4 separate regions of the Homo sapiens genome follow, and all the other regions are linked to region 3. A link is a loop called in an ENCODE intact Hi-C map of the cell type or tissue named here. Cell type or tissue: B cell. All regions are shown on one strand. Each heading gives the region's core, and the rest is flanking DNA. Links, peaks and the distances in the headings are about the cores only.

Evidence for each region. A loop is a pair of places that touch in the nucleus more often than their neighbours do. Peaks named below come from ENCODE experiments on the same cell type or tissue, not always from the same donor. Only the 100,000 strongest peaks of a DNase experiment are listed, where the experiment ranks them.
Region 1: a loop joins it to region 3, with 28 times the contacts of the local background. A loop is called at or near these places in 1 of 110 quality-filtered maps.
Region 2: it touches region 3 in a loop (20-fold over the local background); 1 of 110 quality-filtered maps calls a loop at or near these places.
Region 4: a loop joins it to region 3, with 17 times the contacts of the local background. A loop is called at or near these places in 1 of 110 quality-filtered maps.

What each region holds. Positions count from the first base shown.
Region 1 is chr10:1,486,116-1,492,155 of GRCh38, reverse strand. The region is part of intron 1 of ADARB2 (adenosine deaminase RNA specific B2 (inactive)); the gene reads left to right. Among named protein-coding and RNA genes, the nearest start is that of ADARB2-AS1, 37 kb to the left of the region's middle. RefSeq lists a silencer at 2,719-2,885 and an enhancer at 3,028-3,077. In B cell, for the core only: a CTCF peak has its summit at 3,166; DNase peaks (open chromatin) are centred at 2,151 and 2,865; H3K4me3 peaks cover 359 bases; H3K27ac peaks cover 1,031 bases.
Region 2 is chr10:1,574,877-1,580,916 of GRCh38, reverse strand. The region is part of intron 1 of ADARB2 (adenosine deaminase RNA specific B2 (inactive)); the gene reads left to right. Among named protein-coding and RNA genes, the nearest start is that of ADARB2-AS1, 51 kb to the right of the region's middle. In B cell, for the core only: no CTCF peak of the experiment used is centred there; a DNase peak (open chromatin) is centred at 3,346; H3K27me3 peaks cover 415 bases.
Region 3 is chr10:1,659,406-1,665,445 of GRCh38, reverse strand. All of the region lies in intron 1 of ADARB2 (adenosine deaminase RNA specific B2 (inactive)), which reads left to right. Among named protein-coding and RNA genes, the nearest start is that of ADARB2, 75 kb to the left of the region's middle. RefSeq lists enhancers at 2,300-2,799, 5,226-5,777, 5,778-6,040. In B cell, for the core only: no CTCF peak of the experiment used is centred there; DNase peaks (open chromatin) are centred at 2,845 and 3,405; H3K4me3 peaks cover 1,301 bases; H3K27ac peaks cover 953 bases.
Region 4 is chr10:1,451,342-1,457,381 of GRCh38, reverse strand. All of the region lies in intron 1 of ADARB2 (adenosine deaminase RNA specific B2 (inactive)), which reads left to right. Among named protein-coding and RNA genes, the nearest start is that of ADARB2-AS1, 72 kb to the left of the region's middle. In B cell, for the core only: no CTCF peak of the experiment used is centred there; a DNase peak (open chromatin) is centred at 2,731; H3K4me3 peaks cover 780 bases; H3K27ac peaks cover 1,441 bases.

The DNA.
Region 1 (6,040 bases), core at 469-5,468, 170 kb after region 3:
CACTTATTGATGGTTCACTCTGCCTTCTGCCACTAAACTATATGCTTCCCTGTCTTGCCAGCTACTCAGTTCCCTAAATCAAAAAGCAGAAACTCAATGAAGAGTTATAGAACAAATGAGTGATGCTTATATCACAAAAATGATCTTATCAACAACTATTAAAGGCCAAGAGAGATACATAACAATAACTCTCATTTTGTAGCAATTTACAAATTAGAAGTAGCTTTCTGCTGTCTTATCTCCTTTGATTTTTACAACAATCCAGTTAGACAAGCAAGGGAAATTTATCTACTTTTTAACAGGAGAAACTACAACTCAAAGAGGCGAATCACTCAGCCATGAACAGCGGAGACAGAAAGGTCTTTCCACTCTGATTTCTTTTTCTTTTTTTCTGAAATCTTGCTACAGACAAGCTCCTTGCCTTGTTGAGGGGTAGCATGTATACACAAAAACATAAAGAAAGGTAGGTTATGGCAGGCTCATTGTCAAGTCTAGGGGTAGGATTTTCTCCAGACTGTGGGTCTCATTACATCTGACTTTGTTTATTCCATTTTTAATTTCCACAAAAACAGTGTGTGTTGGTTTTGGGACTCCTTATGAATTGGCCCTGCTAATTGTCAGGCAGGATGACTCTAGAGCTGACAAAATGGTGAAACAAAGAATGGGCTTTTTTGAGTTATCAGGATTTCTTAACATTCTGTAGGCACACAAATGCTAGGTGTCAGTAAGATTGTAAAACTCCAGTTAAATAAAAGGTTTCAAAATGGTTCCTAAAAAGAAATAATAAGCCAGGCACGGTGGCTCATGCCTGTAATCCTAGCACTTTAGGAGGCCAAGATGGGAGGATTGCTTGAGCCCAGGAGTTCCAGACCAGCCTGGGCAACGTGGCACAACCCTGTCTCTACAAAAAATAAAAACAATTAGCCGGGTGTGGTGGCTTACACCTGTAATCCCAACTACTTGGGAGGCTGAGGTGGGAGGATTGCTTAAGCCTGGTTGAGGCTTGTGTGAGCCATGATCATGCCACTGCCCTTCAACCTGGGCCACAGAGCAAGAGTCTGTCTCTTAAAAAATAATAACAATTAAATAAATACATAAACAAAAAGAAATTATAAAATTGTGAGGACTGCAGAAGGCATTTCCTCTGGCCAGTTACTTTTTCATTGTTCCTAAGAGATATGAAGCACCTGCCATGATGTGGACTTCAAGGTCCTCTTCCTTCAGCATGGTAATCCTGTAAGGCTTAGACATGGCATCCTATCTGCTGACGTATGTAGTTCATGAGACAACTGGGGTATGGTCCTTGGAAACAGAGAACCAAGTTCAGCTCTGGATTCTTACTTTCATGTGTATATTGTCTTGGGTGAGCCATTTAACGGCTTATTTAAAAAAACAATAGCAGGCTGGCTGTCTTGGCTCAGGCGGGTGATTCCAGCACTTTGGGAAGCCAAAGAGAGCAGATCACTTGAGGTCAGGAGTTCAAGACCAGCCTGGACAACATGGAGAAACCCCATCTCTACTAAAAATACAAAAATTAGCTGGGCAGGATGGCACACACCTGTAATCCCAGCTACTGGGGAAGCTGAGGCAGGAGAATCATTTGAACCCAGGAGGCAGAGGTTGCAGTAAGCCCTGATTGTCTCACTGCACTCCAGCCTGGGCCACAGAGCGAGACTCTGTCTCAGAAAAACAAAATTAAATTAAAATAAAAATTAAAAGCAGTAGTAAAAGAAACCTCAGAGGATTTTTTCAGTGGTCATTTGAATTAATATATTGGAACTTACCTTGTAAACAGTTAAGTGCTTTCAGATATAAGGTTATCTTAACATTTAACCTACTATTCTTAATTATTATTTCCATATAATCTATAGTATACTATTGCCTGCTATTATCATCCCATTATTGCCTTTCTGAGTGGTGGAATCCTACTCTTCCTCCAGGGCAAGTTCCCAAGGCAAGTCCTGGGTGAAGCCTTCCACTAAAGGGGCTGGCGTTAGGCTTGCTTCTTCTCCTAGGCCGTTGTTAGTGTTGCTTCTTCTCCTGGGCCTCCTGGTTTTTCATGTATTCTCTGATGACAGCATCTTGCACAGGCTCACTTACCTGACAGCTAACGTGTGCTTCTGTTTATCACAAAATTGTCAGTCAGCTGCAAGGCTGAGGTCTTTGTTGTCCGTGCACCTGTAGCAGCAGCTTGCCTAGACAGACCCTCATGATATGAAAGTATGTGGTGTATGGAGACATTTTAATTTAAATATCCCACAGTATTTTGACCCCCTCTCATTCAGGCTCACCAGATATTTCACCCAAGAGAGACACCCAAGAGTGTTTGATCCTAATATGCTAATTATTAGGATCCCTCATCCAGCATTTCTTGTATACAATTGTGTTGGAGTCTCTTCTTCCTTACATATTCTTCTTCTAGGCTTCAGAAAGTGCTGGTTTGAGAAGTTCAGAGTTCGTCTTACCTAAAGACCAGGCAGGTTGAAATAACCGTGGTGTCTTCTGCCTAATAATTGTTACTCAAAAGCATTTGCCATCTTTATAGTTTTCCCAGTGGTTTAAAAAACTCTGAGATTGACTTTGTTGTTTTTCTTCCGCTAATGCAAACAGAAAGCTCGAGACTTGCGGATCCGCTACTAATGGGCAACACATTAAGTGGCGGCTGTGAAGGTATTTGTTCCTCTGGACTCACAGGAAAATGTTAGATCAGAGGATACTGAGAACTGTGACCAGACGACTTGGGTAGATCCACTGCCCTGATTGCAGAAGCTCCCAGAAAGGCACGGTCACGCCTTGCTGAAAGGGAAGGTCAGGTGCATCCGGTGCAGAAGCTCCCAGAGAGGCACTGTCACGCCTTGCTGAAAGGGAAGGTCAGGTGCATCCGGTGCAGAAGCTCCCAGAGAGGCACGGTCACGCCTTGCTGAAAGGGAAGGTCAGATGCATCCGTGGGCCTCCACAAGTGCATGAGAAGTTGATCAATGTCTTAGAGTTTAAGTATCAGGGAGTAACTTTGGCCAAGAAATGAGCAAATTGAGAGACATTTGGCTGCAATACTTCACACAGCCGCGAGAAATCTGGCAGAAGCAAGCCTCACTGATCCGAGGTGCGCAGTCGCGCTTGCTGGCACCCGGCCAGGAGCCTGTGCCCCCTGAAGCTGCACAATCCATCTTCACCTTAGTGGAGGATGCCTTCCAATTTCTCTCAAAAAGGAGGGCAAACACTGTATAAGGTCTCCCTGATCAGATCGGAATGTGTTCCCATCTCATCCTGGTTTGCTGACCAAGAAGAAACCATCTCCTTCTAAAACCTGTCAGACGATATCGTCAAGGACCGCAGATATGCGAGCGTTTTCCCCCGAGGAAACACAGATACACGTATGCTGTTAGGGAGCATTGCTCTTCTCAGACTCGCGCAGGCCCAGAATTCACAGAGAAGACATGCATGCAGGGAGATGCAGAATATTCCAGTGTGAGGAGCGGACGTGCATTCGCCAAAAAGAAAAGTCCTCCCTTTCACGTCTCCCCAGTGTTAGGCTATTTCATGGGGTGCAGGGCTCATTGATCATTGATCATTGATCCTGCAGCCTGGCCTATATCCAGCACAGCCCATTCTTTGGTGGGAGAGAGATATCCAAGTTCTCCACCGTCCCACCAGGGCAATTTGGCCACTTGTCTATTTTCACACCAATTCAGTAATGCCCTCCCTGAAGGTCACTCTTTAGGAAAGGCCTTAATTAAGATTTCTGCCTGCAGCAAATTGTAGAAACTGTAATACATCACACCAGCAACCCAGACACAGGTCATTGGCTACTCAGACCTGCTCATGTGATGTGAGCAAATATTACCATTGTCACTTTGCTGTGGGTCATTTTTGGATGTGCTTTAAAAGGCAGTGCCAACTGTAGGATGTTTGTACATCCTTTTTTTTTTTCTTTGCCAAATCTGAGATAATGTCTGTATCTTTTCAAAGAAAATGCTTGCCTCAAAAGTCTACACTAGCTTATAAATTATGAAATAGTCAGATGCTTAAGAGAGATTTTAATACATAAAAAGTAATGGAATGGATTCTTTATATTGAGTGCTTTCTCAAAGCAAACCAAGAAACATGTAGATGACCTTCTTGGAAATTACCACAATTTATGAAAAATTTGAAGCTGATATATTAACTTTTAAATTAGTACAATGGAAAGACTCTAATTCATTGTAAATTCAACAAATTCCCTTTCATCTGTTTGTTTGTTTGTTTGTTTCCTTTTTTCTTCCTCCTCTGTGGAATCATGCCAAGCTCTCCTCACACCCGCGGCACGTGTTTTTAACTCCCAGTAGGTGAAGAGCTACCACCACACTTTTGTTTTTCTGACCACTCTTGGTTCTTCAGAGCTGTCAATCTGTATTTAGTTCACACCAGCCTGAAAACATAAATTGCAAAACAAACATCTTTTTGCACATTTTGTAATACCTAAACTTTTTCCCTAAACCATGTCCGTTCCCAAATGTCTATATTCTTTTCTTCCTGCTTTATTCCAACTACACTTTAGGAATAAGTCAGATATCCCAAGTCATGTTCCATGACCTTTATTTACCCCACCTAACCCTTGGCCCAAAATGAAGTGTGAGGCTATAGCTTCGCCCACAACCCAGGGCCGGGAGCAGGTCAGGGCAGGGCATGGGTGAGCCCACAGGGTCTCCACTCAGCAGCAGGCACCTCCTCTCCTTCCCCTCAAGAGCTATAAAGAAGTCCAGCTCCCAGACCAGCAAGAGCTTATCTTGCCAAATTCTGTTTACGAGAAGTGTGAGTGTGTGTGTGGAGAATGTTTATTTAGTCTTTTTGTTTTCACTTGTTTTCAATAACTTGCAACTGAAGAGCTCAAGTAATTTAAATGTTACTGGGGTTCCCAACCCTAATGCTGCATCAGAATCACCAGATAACTTGACAACCCTTCACCTGAGTCTCACCCAGTCGTAGATGGATTTGGTTTGACTTTCCAGGTTTGCTATCCAAGGCCTTGGCCAAGGGGAGCAGGGCTGAAATCCGGCCTCCCCAGCATCCGGGCTCCCACGGCACCCACGCGTGCAGCTGATGAGCCTCTCTGGTGGGGCCCAGGGCTCCACGACTTTCTAGAGTTCTTGCAGATAATTCTCACACACAATGAGCACTGAGAGCACAGAGGTCTGTGTGGGAGGTCTGAGTGGGAGACTTAGAACAGAGATTCGCGTGTTCTCTCTTCTTTCCTCTTCCAACCCTAAACCAGTTACATGTACTTCATCTATCTCAATTCCAGTGACGTTCACTCCTCTTGCATTTTAAATGTGGGACTCTCTTACACCAGTAAATCGAGATTTCTGGCTCCTCCTGAAATATCTGGCAGTCCTGGATACCTTCCCATGTGGTAGCAATGAGTCATGGTGTCTCTGGTCAGTCCCCACCAACCCTGGTCACCCTCAGTTCTGAGGCTGATGCTGATGGCTGGCCGTCGTTTCTTTTGCACCCCTGCTTTTTCTTGAGGTCTGTATACCCATATTTCTGTCAAAAATAAGAAAATAAAACACAGTCCAAGGAAGACACAGTAGAATATATTTGTATGAAAGCAGCCCTAACTGCTTAATATACAGCCAAAGCAAATCTGTTATAAACCTAGCTTGATTAACTCTGGCCAGACACAGCCAGTCCCTAAAGACCTTGGTGTTTTTAATAGCTCCACCTGAAATGTGCAGACTTTGTGTCTATATTGTTCGACTCTCCAGATGATTTACTTAATTATCCATCTAGAGTTACCTCTGTAGAATATATTAATGATCTGGAATTTAGAGAGAATAATGCAATAATTAAGAATTCTATTTATCATCTCCCAAACAGATAAACCTGGAATAGATGCCATCTAGAAAGCATCTCTGAGATGTGCTTAACAACACACACACACACACACACACACACACACACACACAGGCGTCCACACACATACACATGCACACACACATTTTCATTGTGTTTTTCCTCTAACGAGGTTTACAGTAGAGCTTGAGATAATTGGCCCAACCAC
Region 2 (6,040 bases), core at 385-5,384, 84 kb after region 3:
AAATGAGCGATCAAGCCATGGAAGAACCTGGAGGAATCTTAAGTGCACGTTGCTACGTGAATGAGGCAGTCTGAAATGGTTATAAGGTGTATATTCTGAAAACATAAAGCTATGAAAACATACCAGTGGTGGCCAGGGCTTGTGGGGAAGGAGGGAGGAACAGAAGGAGCATGGCGGATTTTTAGGGCAGGGACGCTGCTCTGTGTGATGTTCCAATGTGGATCCAAGACACTCTCCACCGGTCCAAGCCCATAGAAGGTTCAACACCAAGCGTAAGCCCCAGCTTAATCTGTGGACTTGATAACGGGGTGGTTGTGCATTTGTGGGGAGGAGGTACAGGGGAGCTCTCTCTACCTTCTTTGCTGAGAACCACAAACTGCTCTAAATAAAATGAAATCTCTAAAAAAAAAAAAGCCTTAAGACAAATTTTCTCATCTCAGAAAGAAAGACCCGTGAAGAGATAAGTTACAATGCCAGACCAACATATATACACAATTTTAGAAATATGGCATAGCATTATCCTAAGCGAACTAATGCAGGACAGAAAACCAAACACCACATTTTCTCACTTATAAGTGGGGGCTAGATGTTGAGACTTCATGAACACAAAGAAGGACCAATACACACCCTGCTTGATGGTGGAGGGCAGGAGGAGGGCAAGGATTGAAAAACCATCTATCAGCCACTTTGCATATGAGCTGGGTGGTGAAATAATCTGTACACCAATGTACCCTGGCAACACGCGATTTACCTGTGCAACAAACACGTACATGTACTCCTGAAACCATGATAAAGGTTTTTTAAAAATAAGAAAGAAATCTGGCACACAGCATAGACAATTCGGGGGCACTGTTCAGCAACTGGTGACTCGCTCGTCTGCCTCGTCCAAGTTGTACATTCCTGGGGGAGTGGAGACTGTTTTCGTGAACAGGGATAACTAATGTTTACTGGGTGAACAGACAAGACTTCAAAAGGGAGCCCCTGAGTCCTGAAAGGTGAGCGGCTGCTAGAGACACCAGGCATGTCTGGGGAGATTCGGGGAGAGAATGCCACCTGGGCATCCATGGCCAGCCTGTGCAGGATGTCTGGACCACTCAGAAGTCAGACCAAGTGTGATGAGGGTTTGGGATGAGAAGTCACCAGCGGTAACCTCAGAGGTGTCAGTTGGGGCCAAGGAATTCGCCTTCTGTTGAGAAGTTCGTCCTTCCTCTTTCTCACATGATAAACTAGCATATTTAAATCAACTAGCTCAGATTTGGAGTCTTTATTTTATTTTTTAGGAAGTATTTCTGCTTCACTTAGAAAAGTGAGATGCTCTGTGTCTGTGACATGCTGCCTCACTGGAGAGTATTTTAGAGTCCCTTCCACCCCTTGACTGTCAAATCAGAAAGGGATCGCTTTCATTGAGCGCCTGTTTCCTCATGTACTCTTTACAGCTGAGTCACAATCTCTCAAATCATAGTCAACAATTCTCTTGATTCCGACCAACTGATGATTAACTTGCTGTTATGTGCATACTATAATTTCTCCATTTTCATCTTTCTTTAAAAAATGCAGAAATTACATGATTCAGCGGCACACATAACCATGTGGCTGAGTCTAACGCAGGCAATCGTAGGAGGATGTAAATTGTGCCTTCTATTCATTGTGTGGTTTTGCCAGGGCTCTAAGCCTCATGGGAAACAGTGTATTTGCCCTCGAACAGGTGACCGACATTCCCAGATGACAGGTCTGTGACCGCTGAGCATCTTCACCTGCCTGACTCTAAGTACTTGATATAAAGCGGTGTGCTAGGAGGATGCCAGCCTATCAGAGCTGGAAGGCAGGGTAAACTGAGGCAGTGTGGGCACCTGGGGCTCTCCCACCTCGTGGTATCCTGATCCATCCCGCTCGCTATCCACCTGCCTCCTGCCCTGATGGGCCAGGCTTGCTGGTCCCTGCCCACCTCTGCCCCTGGCTGCGGCATCCTTCCTCTGTGTCCCACCCCAGACCCCAGCGCCCAGCCTCACCAGGCGCATGGGGAAGCTCTCCCAGGGCCCCAGGGAGAATGCATGAGTGTGGGCCTGTGGGTGCTGGTGGTGTTTGTAGGTGTGTGTATATGCGTGTGTGTGCATATATGGGGGGGACATGTCTGTAAACGAGTACCTGTGTGTATAAACATAGGTACCTGTGTGCGGCGTGAATGTGTGCCTGAGTCTGTGTGAGTGTGCATGAGCATGTGTGTGCACACACTTCTCTCTGTGTGTGTGTGTGTTTGGGGTAACATGGTACACAGTGTGAGCTCATGGAGAACAGTGGTTCAGCCAAGGATTTGGGTACCCGGCCCGACAGCACCCACGGCTGCCAGGGGAGCCTCCAGACCCACGCCAAGGGCCCCAGGAAGCCGAGCACTCACAGGCGGGGCTGCCTTTGCACCAGCACAGCTCCCAGCTCACTACTGCCAGTGACTTGTTCAAGCTCAAGTCTGTCCTAGAAATAAAGCCTCACGCAGGTTTCAAAGTCGCTTGCAGTGATAAAATGAAACTAAGTTGTTTATATTTTTAATTTAAAAATGTCACAATTAACATGAACTCATTAAAGAAAAATAAGAAAATTTTAGTAACGCAATATTTTTAAATGTGTATTCAAAACAGGGATGAGTGTGACTTCATGCTTTGTCACCTGCTCTTTTTTGCTGCCTGGCCCTCCTGCCTCTGCACGTGCCATCTGTTCCGCTGCGGGAAGTGCTGGGAACCCCTTAAGTTCACCTCGTTCAAATTTCCATCCTATGGGGTGGTGAAGAGGTATAAATGATATACAGCACACACCGCCTTGCTTTGCTGGGTCTGCTGAAAGAAGCCCCGCAGATGGGGTGGCTGGAGCAACTGACTTTCCTGCTTCCACAGTCCTGGAGGCTGGAGTCTGAGATCAGCGTGTCCACAGGGCTGGCTCTGCCTAAGGCTTCTCTTCATGGCTTGCAGCCACTGTCTTCTCCCTGTGTCCTCACAGGGTTGTCCCTCTGGTTGTGTCTGTGTCCTCATCTCCTCTTTTTATAAGGACACCAGGCAGATCGGATTTGTGCCCATCCTAATGATCTCATTTTATCTTAATTACCTGTTTGAAGATCCCGATCTCCAAATACAGTCACCGTCTGATGTCCTGGGGGTTAGGGCTTCAGCATGGGACTTTGGGGGACACAGCTCACATGCAGCACATTGGGCTGCTCCCTGTGTGTCGTGTGCGGCAGGGATGGTGGGGCTGCACATTCGCTCCACCCACCGTCCTTTCCCACCGTCCCCTGGGCACCACCCTCACCAGCCACAGCCACAAGGCCTTCGTACAGCCTGGCACGTTCACAGCTGCCAGCCCTGGTCGGAGGCCCTGGTCTCAATGACGTCAGTGCTAGTCTGGGGACAAGCCCCACTGCTTTTGGATAGAGTCACCAGACCAAATAAAGGAGACCTGATCAGATTCTAATTTCAATAAACAACATCCACCTTCTGTGTGCATGAGGGTATCACTGCAGCTTCTGGATGGCCTTACACCAGGATGCACCTGAGCTTCTTTCCATCCACCTCCTGTGTGCATGAGGGTATCACTGCAGCTTCTGGATGGCCTTACACCAGGATGCACCTGAGCTTCTTTCCATCCACCTTCTGTGTGCATGAGGGTATTACTGCAGTTTCCGGGACAGCTTTGCACCAGGATGCACCTGAGCTTCTTTCCACCCACCACCTGTGTGCATGAGGGTATCACTGCAGCTTCTGGATGGCCTTACACCAGAGCGCACCTGGGCTTCTTTCCTTGCTGTGTCTGAGCCACCCCAGGCCTAGGGCTCTACAAGGTGGAGAAAGTTGGAGGGTCCTTCGTGAGAACTGCACTGAATCTGTTCAATCAGCCATGGGAACCCAAGGGGACAGCAACCACTGCACCTGCTGAGCCTCCCCGGGCCAGCAACCTACCCAGAGCCTGAGGCCCGCTGTCACCCAGCCCCAGCCCCTTGGAGACACCTCACTGCCTCCAAGACCAGAAGGGGAACTGAGGCTTGGAGAGGGCAAGCAGCTGCTGCCCCAGGGCCACACAGCAGACTGAATCGCACTTGACGAAGTCCACACGCCCCTCCTCATCCTCCACCTTCAATGTGTTTTGCAGCCATTGTCCCCAAGGGCCTTTCCTTGAGAGACCCTGGGGATGTGGGTTTCAGGGCTCAAAGCTTCAGGAAACACAGCTGCTCCATCTCCAACTGGAGGGTGCACAGCGCCCCTCCGCTCACTACAGACTGATGATCACCTGTCTCCAAACGGGGGTTGCACAGTGCCCCTCACCCACTTGAGACCGAAGATCGCTGGATGGAGACACAGACCTAGCACTGCTTATCCCTGGGGTCCCACCTGCAGTTCACGGGACCCTCAGTCCTCTCGGCTCCTGCCAGCACCACAGAACCATAGCATGAACTGCTGCTACCGTATTTGCAGGAAGTCCAGCAGGGAGAGCCCTCCTGCAATGGCCCCTGAGCCCCTCCAGTGATCCTGAGCCCCCTCCTGTGACTCTGAGCCCCCTCCTGTGACCCTAAGCCACTTCCTGTGACCCTGAGACCCATCCTGTGACCCTGAGACCCATCCTGTGACCCTGAGCCCCTCCAGTGATCCTGAGCCCCCTCCTTTGACCCTGAGCCCTACAGTGACCCTAAGCCACCTCCTGTGACCCTGAGACCTGTCCTGTGACCCTGAGCTCCTCCAGTGACCCTGAGACCTGTCCTGTGACCCTGAACCCCCCTCCTGTGACCGTGGACCCCCCTCTTGTGACCCTGGGCCCCCTCCTGTGACTCTGAGCCCCCTCCCGTGGCCCTGAGCCCCCTCCTGTGACCCTGGGCCCCCTCCTGTGACCCTGACCCCCCCGCCGAGTGGCCCTGGGCCCCCTCCCATGGATCCTGAACTTCCCTTTAGTGACCCTGAGCCCCCTCCCATGGCCCCGGAGTACCCCTCCCATGCGCTTTGTGCTCTGCAGCTATAGGTGCCCCTCTCTGACTTGAGGGGCTTCATGGGCTCTCTGACAGGAAGGGTTTCCTGAGCAATGTGCAGTGGAGGAGGGATGCAGGTGGACTGGGTTGAGCTGATTCAGAAACGACCCTGGCACTGCCCCAAGGCCAGAGCCAAACCGCCAGGCTCTCTCGGTCTCTGTGACCCCATCTGGAAACCATGGAGCTTGACCACAGGGGGATCCCACAGAGTCCCCCAGCTGAACCTCCCACCCTCCTCCACCCCAGGGCCAGAGAGGCGCAGGAGCAGGTGGGGAGGAGGCTGAGGACTGAGGGAGAGAGAGGGTGGCTGTGCACAGAGCCCCTCAGAGCAGCGTCTGCACGCATGTGTCTCCAGTGTGTGCAAACAGGAAGGGGCTCCAGGGCCCCTCTGACCCGGCAGTGCTGGTGCTGAGTGCTGCATGCCCATCTGCTTACTTTTCTCCCATGTCTCTGCTATGAAATGTGCTGCTTTGGCATCTTTAAGACCCATTATTCTCCACGATCACCACCTGTGAGTTGCCAGAACAAGCATGCATTTCCCTCCCAGAAAAATAATCAGCACTGAGACTACAGAATCCAGCCACTACCTTTTTAATGAGCTGAGCAGACTGGCTTTTAATTTATAGCAGCTTCTTAGCAGCCAGGGGAATATATTAGTTTTAATTTTTTTTTAAGAAACAAAAACAGTAGAATTGCTCTGTTCATAAAATCCAATCACAAGCAAGCCGTTCCATGAGGGGTGAATTAATTAGCACTACTTATTAAGGTTTTACTTCTATTGATTCATTCTGGTCCATCAATAATCTTAATTCACCCACAAAACCAATTCAGCTTAATAACCTGTACAAGGGAGTCAGGAAGTTGAGTTACCTATTACAATGTTGCAGCCCTGTTACCTGTTACAATGTTGCTGCCCATGGTTTCTCTTTTGACTTCTGTTTTTCTGTCAACTCAGCCCCTGAATCGCTGCCCCTGGATCTCCTGGCAGTGCCACTCAACATCCTGAGATCACCCCTCAAATCCTCTTTCCTCTCCACTCTG
Region 3 (6,040 bases), core at 467-5,466:
TCCTGCATTGGCAGTGGAGGCAGATGTGTGCCGTTCCCTGGGTGGATGCGAGTTCCCCACGTCGGGGTGCGTCCTCTGTTTCTGTGGCGTCTCCCCCAGCCACGCTCAGTGTCTGCGCACAACGCCCACTCACGTGCATTTCCAATGAGCTGGAAACGGCGGTGAAGCTTTTATATTAATTGTTATATGAAGTCTTAAATATTAAGGAAAGATCTAGGGCAATAAGCCAGGGAGCCAGGGGAAATAACTAAAATTAAAGATGTTGAAGTTGGAAGTTAGCAGTGACCTAAGCTTTTTTTTCCTTTAATTATGATTCCAGTACTTCCTGTGGGAAAAGTGAAACTTAATACAAGAAGTTCTGGCAACTCTAGAGATTTTAATGACAAAATACGGGGGCTCCTTCCCCCTTGCCCCTGGTCAAGGTGTCGGCATGACTCACCTTGAATCTCATGGGTCCCTGGTGTTCTTTCTTTCGGTTCTGTGGCCTCCTGAATGCCATCTGTTTTCTTGATTTCCCTTCTCAACATTTCTTCTGCCATCTCATTCTAAGCAATTAAGCCCACGCAACTCAGTGGGGCACAGAAGAACTCTGGCAGTCTTGAGGAGCCATTTGGCAACAGAGCGATGAGGATGCAGCACACAGCGCCCTAGGCTGGGGATGGCAGGGCCCCCAGAGTCAGCCGCATGGGAGTCCCACGTTCCCCTTGCCGTCTGCTGACTGTGATCTTTGAGAAGTTACTTCATCTCCCCAGTCTTCAGCTACTTGTCAGAAATTGAGGGAGGCTAGTGCACTCCTACCAGACGACCGAGATGATGAAATGAGATGATGAACATGAGAGATGCCCAGCACACAGCCTGCTCGCCGTAAACAGCAATTCTTCTTACCAACTGCTAAAGGCCATTCGTGAAATGCATTTCTCTGGACCGTGAAGCCTCTTAGAAAGAAGCCGTGACAGCAGCATTTGTGGGTCGTTAGGTCAGGTCTTTGAAGGATGTGGAGCAACAGAAACCCTCATTCATTGCTGGTGGGAGTGCAGGATGGTGCAGCCACTGTGGAGAGTGGTCTGGAAGTTTCCTGCAAAGCTGAACACACTCTGTTCATACGATTCAGCAAGTGCATACCTTGATACTGACCCACAGGCATGGAAACACAGGCACACAGAAACCCACACACTGACCAGCAGGCATGGAAACACGGGCACACAGAAACCCACACACTGACCAACAGGCATGGAAACACGGACACACAGAAACCCACATACTGACCCACAGGCACAGAAACACGGGCACACAGAAACCCACATACTGACCAACAGGCATGGAAACGCGGACACACACAAACCCGCACACTGACCCACAGGCGTGAAAACACAGGCACACAGAAACTGCACAGAAACAGCTGTTTACAGCCACACTATTCATCATTGCCAAAACTCGGCAGCAGCCAGATGTCCTTCAGTGGGTGAATGGATAAACAGTAGCACGTTCAGACCAGGGAATGATATTTCATGCTAAAAAGAAATGACCTGGCCAGGCGTGGTGGCTCACACCTGCAATCCCAGCACTTTGGGAGTCCGAGGCAAGCAGATCACCTGAAGCCAGGAGTTCCAGACCAGCCTGGTCAAGATGGCGAAACCCTGTCTACTAAAAATACAAAAATTAGCCAGGCATGGTAGCATGTGCCTGTAGTCCCAGATACTTGGGAGGCTAAGGCAGAAGAATCACTTGAACCCAGGAGGCAGAGATTGCAGTGAGCCGAGATCACGTCACTGCACTCTAGCCTGGGTGACAGAGCGAGACTCTGTCTCAAAGAAAAAAAAAAAAATTCATTTGTCAAGTCATGAAGACACATAGAGAAAGCTTAAATGCACATTATTAAGTGAAAGAAGCCCATCTGCAAAGGTTACAAACTATGTGATTTCAACTCTATGATGTTCTGAAAAGAGCGAAACTACGCGGACAGTAAAAAGATTCATGGTTTCCAGGGGTGGCGGGGAGGGAGGGATGAGCAGGCGGAGCACGGAGGGCGTTTCGGGAGTGGCAGCGCTCTGTAGCAGCGCTCTGTAGCAGCCACGGCGGGGAGATGCACTTGTCGCAATTCTCAGAGCCGCACCACGCAGAGTAACCCAGATGTAAATAGAGCCAATAATAATGCATCAATACTGCTTCATCAGTCGTAATCAATGCGCACATGGATGCAAGATGTTAATAGTAGGACAAACTGTGTACAAGGAGGCGGCATGTATGGGAAGTCTCTGTACTTTCTGCTCAACTTTTCTGTAAACCGAAAACTGCTCTAAAATAGTTGATCACTTTTAAAATACTTTAATTGCACACTATAAAATATATTGAATTTATAAAATTTATTAACTGAGTTTACCAAATAATTCAATTGAACATTGCAGCTAATCACATCCACTGGACTTAAATTTAGCTTTGTCCTGTGTCTGCCTGGTGATGTCGTGTTCCGCGTCTGGTTGATTGGCAGTTCTCTGGGTCACACCCTGGCGTTCTGCTGATGCTCCCAGGCCACATGTGTACAAATGTCTGGTCCGTAGAAACCAGAGCAGAGGTGGCCGCTGCCCGTCAGGAGCCAGTGCTTCTTCCCCTAGAGGGGCACTGCTGGGAGACGTCGCCCCAACTTCCTGCCCAGCACCCTGGGCACCCGGCGTGGTCACAGCAGGAGCGGAAATGATGTGAATTGTTGCAACCGGAGCCTGCGGACTCCTCCCTGCTGTCCTCTGTCTCTGGCCTGCTGGAAGCCATGGGTTTCGAGGGGCCGTAGTTCACTGCAGACCCTAGCCTCACCCAGATTTGACAGTTCTGGAACAGGAAATAAACTCGCTCTAGTTTTTAATAGCTGTGGTAAAATTACCACAAACTAAGCAGCATAAAACCATGCCATTTGTTACCTCATGGTTCCGTGAGTCAGAAGTCTGGGCCCACGTGGCTGCACTGAGTCCTCTGAAAAACCCTTGCAAGGCCGGAACCAAGAGCAGGCAGGTCAGGCTCTGGGTGGGGGAAGGGGTCCATGGGGAAGCTCTGCAGGGGGCTCCGAGGGCCCTGCCCCGGTTCAATCAGGGCGCTGGCTGAATTCAGTTCCTGAGGCCGAGGATGGAGGCCCATCTCCTCTCCGCTGGGGCCAGCCTGGGCTCCTGGAGGCTGCCTGGATGAATTCCTCCTCAAACCCGTGGACCGGGCTCCCCTCACCTCCAAACCTCTCTGATTTTAGTGGGAGAAAGTTCTCTGCTTTGAAGGGTTATTGGATTGGGCCAATAACCCTTCCAAGAATAGTCTGGGACATCCTCCCACTGCAGGGTCAGTAACCTTAACCACATCCTTAAAGCACCTTCAACGCTGAAAAGTAACATGTCTGGGTCCCGGGCTTAGGGTGTGGACCTCCCTGGGGACTCCTGGGCTCAATGCACATGCCCTGAGAGGAGCAGCTGCAGTGCAGGTTCATCTGTCAGAGCGTCTGCCGCTGCCTCAGTGCCTGCATTTCCCTTTCTTCAGCCTGATTTATAGCTCCTAGCCCCTTTCCCTCCCCAGCAGCAGTGCGGTTCCGTAGAGGGAAGACGGTGAAGCTGCCCAGAGACTTGAGTGCCTGATTCTCCCCGTCCCTTTGCACTTGGGAAATTTAGGGCAAGTGTGTGAAAGTCAGTGCCTGAAGTATCTGTCTGTGCAATGGGAGTGATTGTGACATTATCTGAGGCAGGTTTGGAAGAGGATCCTGGGCAGTGTGACTGCTGGTTCCTGTCTGCTCGGTGAATGCCGACCCTCACATGGTGCCCTCCCTCTGTCTCTGCTCTGGGCTGGTTCTGTACTCCCCACCCTGGCTCTGCTTCCCTGGCTAAAGCCCACCCTCTGCTTAACTTGTCTGCACTCTAGGTGCTTGCCGGGGCCCTCCCCCAACCCTAGCTGCCTCTTCAGACAGACAACTTCCAAGGCATCCTGTAAAATAAAGACCATGAAGGAAAGAAACCTGGCCCAAGGCAGTGAAGCTTTCTAATTCTCTTTCTCCTCTATTGGGAGATGAGATGAGAGGACGTTTGGGTGGGGAAGAAAGGGATAACCTGTGAGACATAGGCCATCTGTGACTCAGGAAACCGTGGAAACCCACCCTCCCTCTAGCTAAGGTACACAAAACCACTGGGAATGTACCCAATTATGACCCAGAGAAAGTGACGACGGGGACAGGGCCTGGGGAATGTGTAAGAGTTAAAGAAAGAAGAAAGGAAACATGAAAAGTGGCTTCACAGTCAAAGACAGGTTTATTTTGGAAAATAAACCTGAGAGGGGCTTCTGGCTGATTTCGGTCAGGAGCACTCTCTTACAGACTAAGGGTATTTAAGGGTTTAGGGAGGGGAGCTTATCGCAGGCTCGGAATGTTTCTGTGTGAGGGAAAGTTTATTGCAGGGTTGGAATGCCTCTGTTTGGAGACGAGGTTATCTCAGGGTTGGCATGTTTCTGGTCAGAGGGGGGGTTTATCTCAGGGTTGGAATGTTTCTGGTCATGCTGACATTAGCCATTAGGCTGATGTTTTGGGGCTGGATTTAGGTGGTTTTTAATCAAGGAGAACTTAAAATGGTGGCGTTTGTCCAAGATGGTGATGCTCCTGCTCTATCAGAATGTGGTTAAACATGCAGTGGAATGAAGGCAAGGCCAGACGTATACTGACACAGTGCGGATCAAAAGTTCAGAGACTTTGGGGCCAAGGTGCAGGGCTGGGGATGGGCAGGTGTCCATGGATACCCCGACACTGGATCCAACTCTGCTACTGCTCACCTGATACACGGGGTCCCAACAGGAAACATCAGAGGGGCACAATTATAAGACAAATCCACCCTTTTTCTGGGGTCTTGGGCCTTACGTGTTCTGGTTGACAGGGCAAAATCCCAGGGGCTCTGGAGCCCCAGATACTGGAGCTATTCGTTCCTTCTTTACCCCTCATTACATGCAGTTACCTGTGGCTGACATGACTGGCCACCATTCCACCCCAGTTTAATCCAACATACATAGTCACACTCATCTGTAAACTTCCCAAAGGTGGGACCTTACGACCGACTTTGCTTCCCTCATCTGAATATATTAATAATTAATAATTTCTGACACAGAGTGAAATGCTCAATAAATGTTTGTTGAACCAAACTAAACAACACCCAAGTGCTGTTAGTGCACCTGCAGAAGGGGATTGATGATTATCCTCCAGGAAGTAGCCAGTGCTTTGTGAGCACAGGCTCGGTCACAGGGAGCTTCTATTCTGCATGCTCCACTCCCCAGACTGGAAGGGGGCGATGGAGGAGGAGGGTGGACACAGGATACTGGAGGAGAGCAAGGAAGGCAGGCGGATGAACCAGGAAGCTGCATGATGGGTTGCCCAGGCAGGGCAGGCAATGGAGGAAGAGGGTGGAGACAGCCCCTGCCCCGGGGTCTCACAGGACAGTGGAGGAGAGGAAGGAAGGCAGGCAGATGAACCCAGAAGCAGCATGATGGGTCGCCCAGGCAGGGCAGGCAATGGAGGAAGAGGGTGGAGACAGCCCCTGCCCCGGAGTCTCACAGGACACTGGAGGAGAGGAGGGAAGGCAGGCAGATGAACCCAGAAGCAGCATGATGGGTCGCCCAGGCAGGGCAGGCAATGGAGGAAGAGGGTGGAGACAGCCCCTGCCCCGGAGTCTCACAGGACACTGGAGGAGAGGAGGGAAGGCAGGCGGAGGAACTACTGGAAGCAGCATGATGGGTTGCCCAGATGGGGCAGGGCCCAGCAGGAGCTACCCCTGCAGATGTGGGCATAGGCGAGTTCACCAGGCTCTGAAAGTTGGGCTGGGATTGCCCGGATCTTAGAGACAAAGGCGTTGTATTCCAGCCTCATCGTTCTGCAGCTGGAGACGCGCTGAGAATTCAGACTAAAGTGACCGGGGCCGGCAGTGGGGCTCCAGGCTCCTTCCAGGGAAGAGGGATCACCCCGCTCCCACTGTCTGAATCGTGTTTCTGTGCACGTTTTAGTCAGTTTGGTTTTTTCGTTTTTTAGATGTCGCGTGGG
Region 4 (6,040 bases), core at 343-5,342, 210 kb after region 3:
AGGCACCTTAAAGTGAGGATGGCTTGTCCCAGCGAACTCGGAACCCTCCTGGAATCAGGGTTAGAGGTGGACACTGGTGTGTCTCAATGGTCGTGTCCAGCGCCCTGGCCAGCCCTCATGCTCACCACTCCTCTGCAGCAAGCTGAGCCTTATGTCTAAATTTATTTCTTATTCCAGTTGTCCAGAAAATTATTCTCTGAAGATTTCCTTTGTAGTTTTGAGTGGTTTTATTTTGTTCAGGCAAAATGTATCATTTAGGATGAAAACCTGTCCCAGGAGATTGTGCCATGTCATCTCTTTCCAAGAAAAGAAATTGATCTTTCTGCCAGCACAGTGGTTCACACCTGTAATCCCAGCACTTTGGGAGGCCGAGGCGGGCAGAGATGGTGAAACCCCCGTCTCTACTAAAAATACAAAAAATTAGCCAGGCGTGGTGGCGCTTGCCTGTAATCTCAGCTACTCGGGAGGTTGAGGCAGGAGAATCGCTTGAACCTGGGATGGGGAGGCTGCAGTGAGCCAAGATCGTGCCATTGCGCTCCAGCCCCAGCAACAGTGCGAGACTCTGTCTCAAAAGAAAAACACAAATTGATCTTTCTCGGGCAGTCAGAAGATCCTATTTTCTTACAGAAGTCTCAACTATTTATTTTACCCAAAGTAAAAGAGAAATATGTTTAAGGGGAAAGGGCAAGAAAGGGCCACTAGTGACCCTTTTTACCACGCCCCGCGCGTCTCGAGCACACCTTGATGATTAATTCCATCAACCTTCAAGTCCCCAAAATGGTCCCTTGCAGGATCGTTGCTGAGGCAGAGCTGGGTTCACGAGACCCCCTGGAGAGAGGTGGGGGTTGCAGCCTGGCAAGAGCTAAGAGCAGAAAATTAGTGTGGGGTGTTCATAGGTTTTGGGCCGGGGACGGGAGGCATGAGAGCCAAGAACTGGCTTGTATGGAGCAAAGTTAATGAGGAAACTTTAGGTTGGTAGGAAGAGCAGACGTCTTCCGGGCAGGAGCCTCCAGGAGCCGTTGCTGGTGTTGAGAAGGAAGTGACTTGGTTGGTTGGTTCCTAGGCTTAGCTCTCACGGGCAGGTACTTCCTGGAGAAATCAGGGAAGATCCTTTTGCTGGTCCCAGTATTGTTTAACACAGGGACAAGGAATTACAGTGGTTTCCGTTCTTACTAGTAGATAACGTCTAAAAAGTTTTCTAAGCTTTTTCCCTCGCCGGGTCCCTAGGTGAAACTAGATAAAGAGAGTAAGTTTCATTGATCTTAAATCTTTAATTATGCATGAAATGATGTATTGAGTTTAGCTTAGTTAATGTGCCTGGAAAAGCATACAAATAATTATAGCCATATGATCTATTCTGAATGTGCTATTATAAGTGAAACTTTTCAACCACTCTTCTATGCATGAGTTCGCCAAGTTCTGAACTAGTACAATCCTTTAAGTGACATACATTAAAGAAAAACGAATCCCTTTTGTTTAATATTATTTGTTATTTTGCTTGCGTTCATGGAAGACGTATTTGTGTGGTGATAGGTGAGAAATAGACAGAAGGGGGGAATAGTTTCTAGATATAAAAATCGCTTGCTTTTGGTCAGTTCTTCCCTATAAAAAATAAGTTTGCAGTTCAATGAATCAGAAATGAATCTGTATCCATGAAGAAATTTGGAAATTGACAATCGTAAATGGCTCAGTTCCCTCAAATATAGTAGTAGTAAGAATATTAATTTTTAAAAAAGTAACAATCCCAAAAAGAGTTTTTCTAATGCTATGAAAAAACTGGATCGAACACATTAAACTTTTTTAGAGAAAGAAACAGCAATACCTCCAACTTAGCTCTGGCCAGAGCTTAACTTTCCATAAAGACACATCAAATTGTTTTCTTTTTAATCTTTTTAATCTTCTGTTTTCTCTTTTTTTTTATTTTTGTTCATTTAGATCTAGCTGCTTCATCCATGATACATAAGTAATTCAATATCATCATAGTCTGAATAGCCTGGCTCCCTAACTTAGGAAGTCTGTATTTCCTAATTATTTTGCTCATCATAATTGTTTTAAATTAACATTTTAAATTCAGAGAGTGACTATTTTTAAAGACATTTCAAATGATTACATTTCTTCCAGGTGGCGCTTGATTTGCACCTGGCAAAAGAACAGGGAAGCATCTGGTCCTTAACAAAGTTCCTCCTCTCACCTGCAATCCATCCTCACTAAAGCCAGCTGCCAACTATTCATAAGTGTAAGCAGGATGTGGCTTTGCCTGTAAATAAACTGTACCTGGGAAAATCACGTTGTTCAGTGACAAGGTATCCACTCTTTCCACTGAGGGGGAAAAGCCCTAAAGGAGTTTGATTCCAGTCTCGTGTTTCGTAAGCAAATTTCTACAACGTGACTAAACTTATTTAGAATTTCCTCTGTCGCTTGTTGGTATTAAACAGCAACCTGGCACCATCTCAATTCATGAAGAATATTTGAAGACAAGACTGAGTTGCTTGTAAAGCTCAGCAAGGGTCTTCTTTTTTCTGTTCTTTTTTTAAATTATGGTAAAATATACATAACACAAAATGTACCCTCTGATCCACTTTTGAGTGTATAGGTCGGTGGCACTAAGTACATTCACACAGTCGTGAGCAATCACCACCATCCGTCTACAGAAAGTTTCATCTTCCAGAACTGAAACTGTCTCCACGAAACATTAAGCCCGTTACCCTCCCCGGCCCCAGCAACCACCCTCTGCTTCCTGTCTCTGTGGGTGTGAGGACTCTAGGGACCTCATGCAGGTGACATTGTTCATTGTTTGTCCTTTTGTGACTGGCTTAGTTTCCATTGTAGATGGTCCCTAGGGTTCATCCATGTTGTAACATGTGTCAGAATGTTCTTCCTTTTTCAGCTGAATAGTAGATATTCCACATTTTCTTTGCACATTCATCTGTCAATGGATAGATGCTTCCAAATTTTGCCCATCATAAATTGTGCTGCCATTAATATGGATGTATAAATTCTCTTCAAGTCCCTGCTTTCAATTTCGTTGGGTCTATGATATGGTTTGGCTCTGTGTTCCCACCCAAATCTCATCTTGAATTGTAGCTCCCACAATTCCCAGTGTCATAGGAGCAACCCAGTGGGAGGTAACTGAATCATGGGGGTGGGTCTTTCCCATGCTGTTCTCATGACAGTGAAAATATCTCACGAGATCTGATGGTTTAATAAAGGGCAGTTCCCCTGCACACGCTCTCCTACCTGCCGCCATGTAAGATGTGACTTTGCTCCTCATTCCCCTTCTGCCATGACTGTGAGGCCTCCCAAGCCATGTGGAACTGTGAGTCCATTAAACCTCTTTCCTTTATAAATTACCCAGTCTCAAGTATGTCTTTATTAGCAGCATGAGAGCAGACCAATACACTATATAACTAGAAGAATTGCTTGACTATATGGCAATTTTATTTTTAATTTTCTGAAAATAGCCACACCATTTTCTAGAGCAGCTGCACCATCTTACATTCCCACCATCAGTGCACAGCGTTCCATTTTTTCCCACATTCTCACTAACCCTTGCAGTAGCCATTCCAGTGGGTATGAGGCGGTAACTCGCAGTTTTGGTTTGCATTTCCCTAATGATTAGTGACGTTGAGCTTCTTTCCGTGTGCGTACTGGCTGTTTGTTTACCTTCTTTGGAGAAACGTCTGTTCAAGTCTTGTGCCTATTTTTTAATTAGATTCTTTGTTTTGTGTGTGTGTTCAGTAGTAGGAATTTTTAATATTGTCTAGAAACCAATTCGTATCAGATCTATGATTTGCAAGTATTTTCTCCCATTCTGTGGGTTGCCTTTTCGAAAAGGGTACCGAGACCATTCAGTGGAGAGAGGACAGTGTTCTCAAGAAACAGTGCTAAGAAACCTGGATATTCACATCCAAAGGAATGACGTTAAACCCTTACATTACACCATATACAAAAATCAATTCAACATGGATCAAAGATCTAAATGTAAGAGCTAAAACCTTCTTAGAAGAAAACATAGGGGAAGCGTCATGACATTGGATTTGGCAAATGAATTTCTCGGATGTGACACCAAAAGCTCAAGAAACAAAAGGCAGAAAGAAATTGAACGTCATCACATTAAAAATGTCTTGAGCATCAAAGGGCACAATCAGCAAAGGGAAAAGCCCATGATTTACTTGGTTTTTCCATGGGGAGACAGGGAAGAGCTGCCTTGTCTAACGTCTTGCTGATACAACTCCTTCAAGGCCACGTTTTGCAGACGTGGGGGAGGGAAGAGAGGATGTGGAATTAAATTCTAGGTAAGGGACTAGGCGTCACAGACCCAGGGTCCTCAAAGTGTGGCCCCAATGACAGCAGCAGTGGCACCTGGGACGTGCTGGAAATGCAGATTGTCAGGCCCGGCCCAACCCCACTGAGGCCCAGGCTCTGCGCGGCCCACCAGGATGCATTGTGACAAAGCCTGGTGACTGTCACACACTGATGTGGAGAGCCACTGCTGTTGCCTGTATTTCTTTTTTAAATGAATTTATTAGCTGCATAAGCTCACTAAAAATACAAAAGGTTTTTTTTCATGTCTTCTTTTTTTATTATACTTTAAGTTCTGGGGTACATGTGCAGAACATGCAGATTTGTTACACAGTATACACGTGCCATGGTGGTTTGCTGCACCCATCAACCTGTCACCTACATTAGGTAGTTCTCCTAGTGCTGTCCCTCCCCTATCCCCCAACCCCCCAACAGGCCCCAGTGTGTGATATTCCCCCCCCCAACCCCCGTGTCCATGAGTTCTCATTGTTCAGCTCCCACTTACGAGTGAGAACATGCAGTGTTTGGTTTTCTGTTCTTGTGTTAGTTTGCTGAAAATGATGGTTTCCAGCTTCATCCATGTCTCTGCAAAGGACATGAACTCAACCTTTTTTATGGCTGCATAGTATTCCATGGCATCACCTGTATTTCTAAGAAAGTTTTTGAGCTGAGTAAAAGAACTAGAAAGTCATGGAGAGAGAGAAAACCAAGAAGTTTTTTTATTATTGTTATTATTATTATTACTATTTTTCCCACAATTATTCAAACCCAAGACACAGAGCTGATTTTTGTGGGCCATGGACTTAGATTTACATGTGCGACAGTTGACCAGTGCTTTCACATTTGCCGTCTCCCTGTGTATGCTGTCATCATGCCACTGAATTCCCGCAGCTGGAAAGCTGCTGTCTCGGATCAAACTACACCCAGAGGTGTGATGGTGGCAGCGGCCAAATCTGAAGGTGGTGTGTCAGCCTCCTGGCCAGGCATCTGCTCTGACCAGCAGGGGTGCATGGCAGCAGGCCTCCCCTCAGCTCCCACACTGCCTCCAACTCCACATCCGTGATTCCTAGGTACCGTTCATAAGGCTGTCCTTTAACAAGCCACTGAGATGTCCTGTGACCTCTCTAAAAAAAAATATCCACTCATTCCCTTCTCTAAGTCTATAAACAAAATGCTGGAACTTCCCATCTGTCTCACATGTGGGCGAGAAGACAGACCAGATGTCTCTCATGATCTCATGTCCATGGGGCCCTGGCACATGGTGGGGGCTCCCTTCCTCTGCAAGTATGTTCGGTGTACTTCCTCCTCATATGGGTGTACTTCCTCCTCATACGGGTATACTTCCTCCTCATATGGGTGTGTCCCTCCTCATATGGGTGTAATTCCTCCTCATACAGGTGTGTCCCCTGTTATACAGGTGTGTCCCCTTCTCATACAGGTGTGTCCCCTTCTCAGGAAGGTGTGTCCCCTCCTTATACAGGTGAGCCCCTCCTCATACAGGTGTGTCCCCTCCTCATACAGGTGTGTCCCCTCTTCAAACAGGTGTGTCCCCTCCTCATACAGGTGTGTCCCCTTCTCTGCAGCTGTGTTCCCTCTTCCTGCACAGGTGGCTGTCATCCTGCTGTCCACCTAAGGATCAGTCCAAGTTGCCTCAGACTCTGAGCCTCACTTGGCCCTATGAGTCCTCAGGTGTCAGGGCAGCACCGCCAGGTGCAAAGTTGGTGGCTGAGTGAGGTGC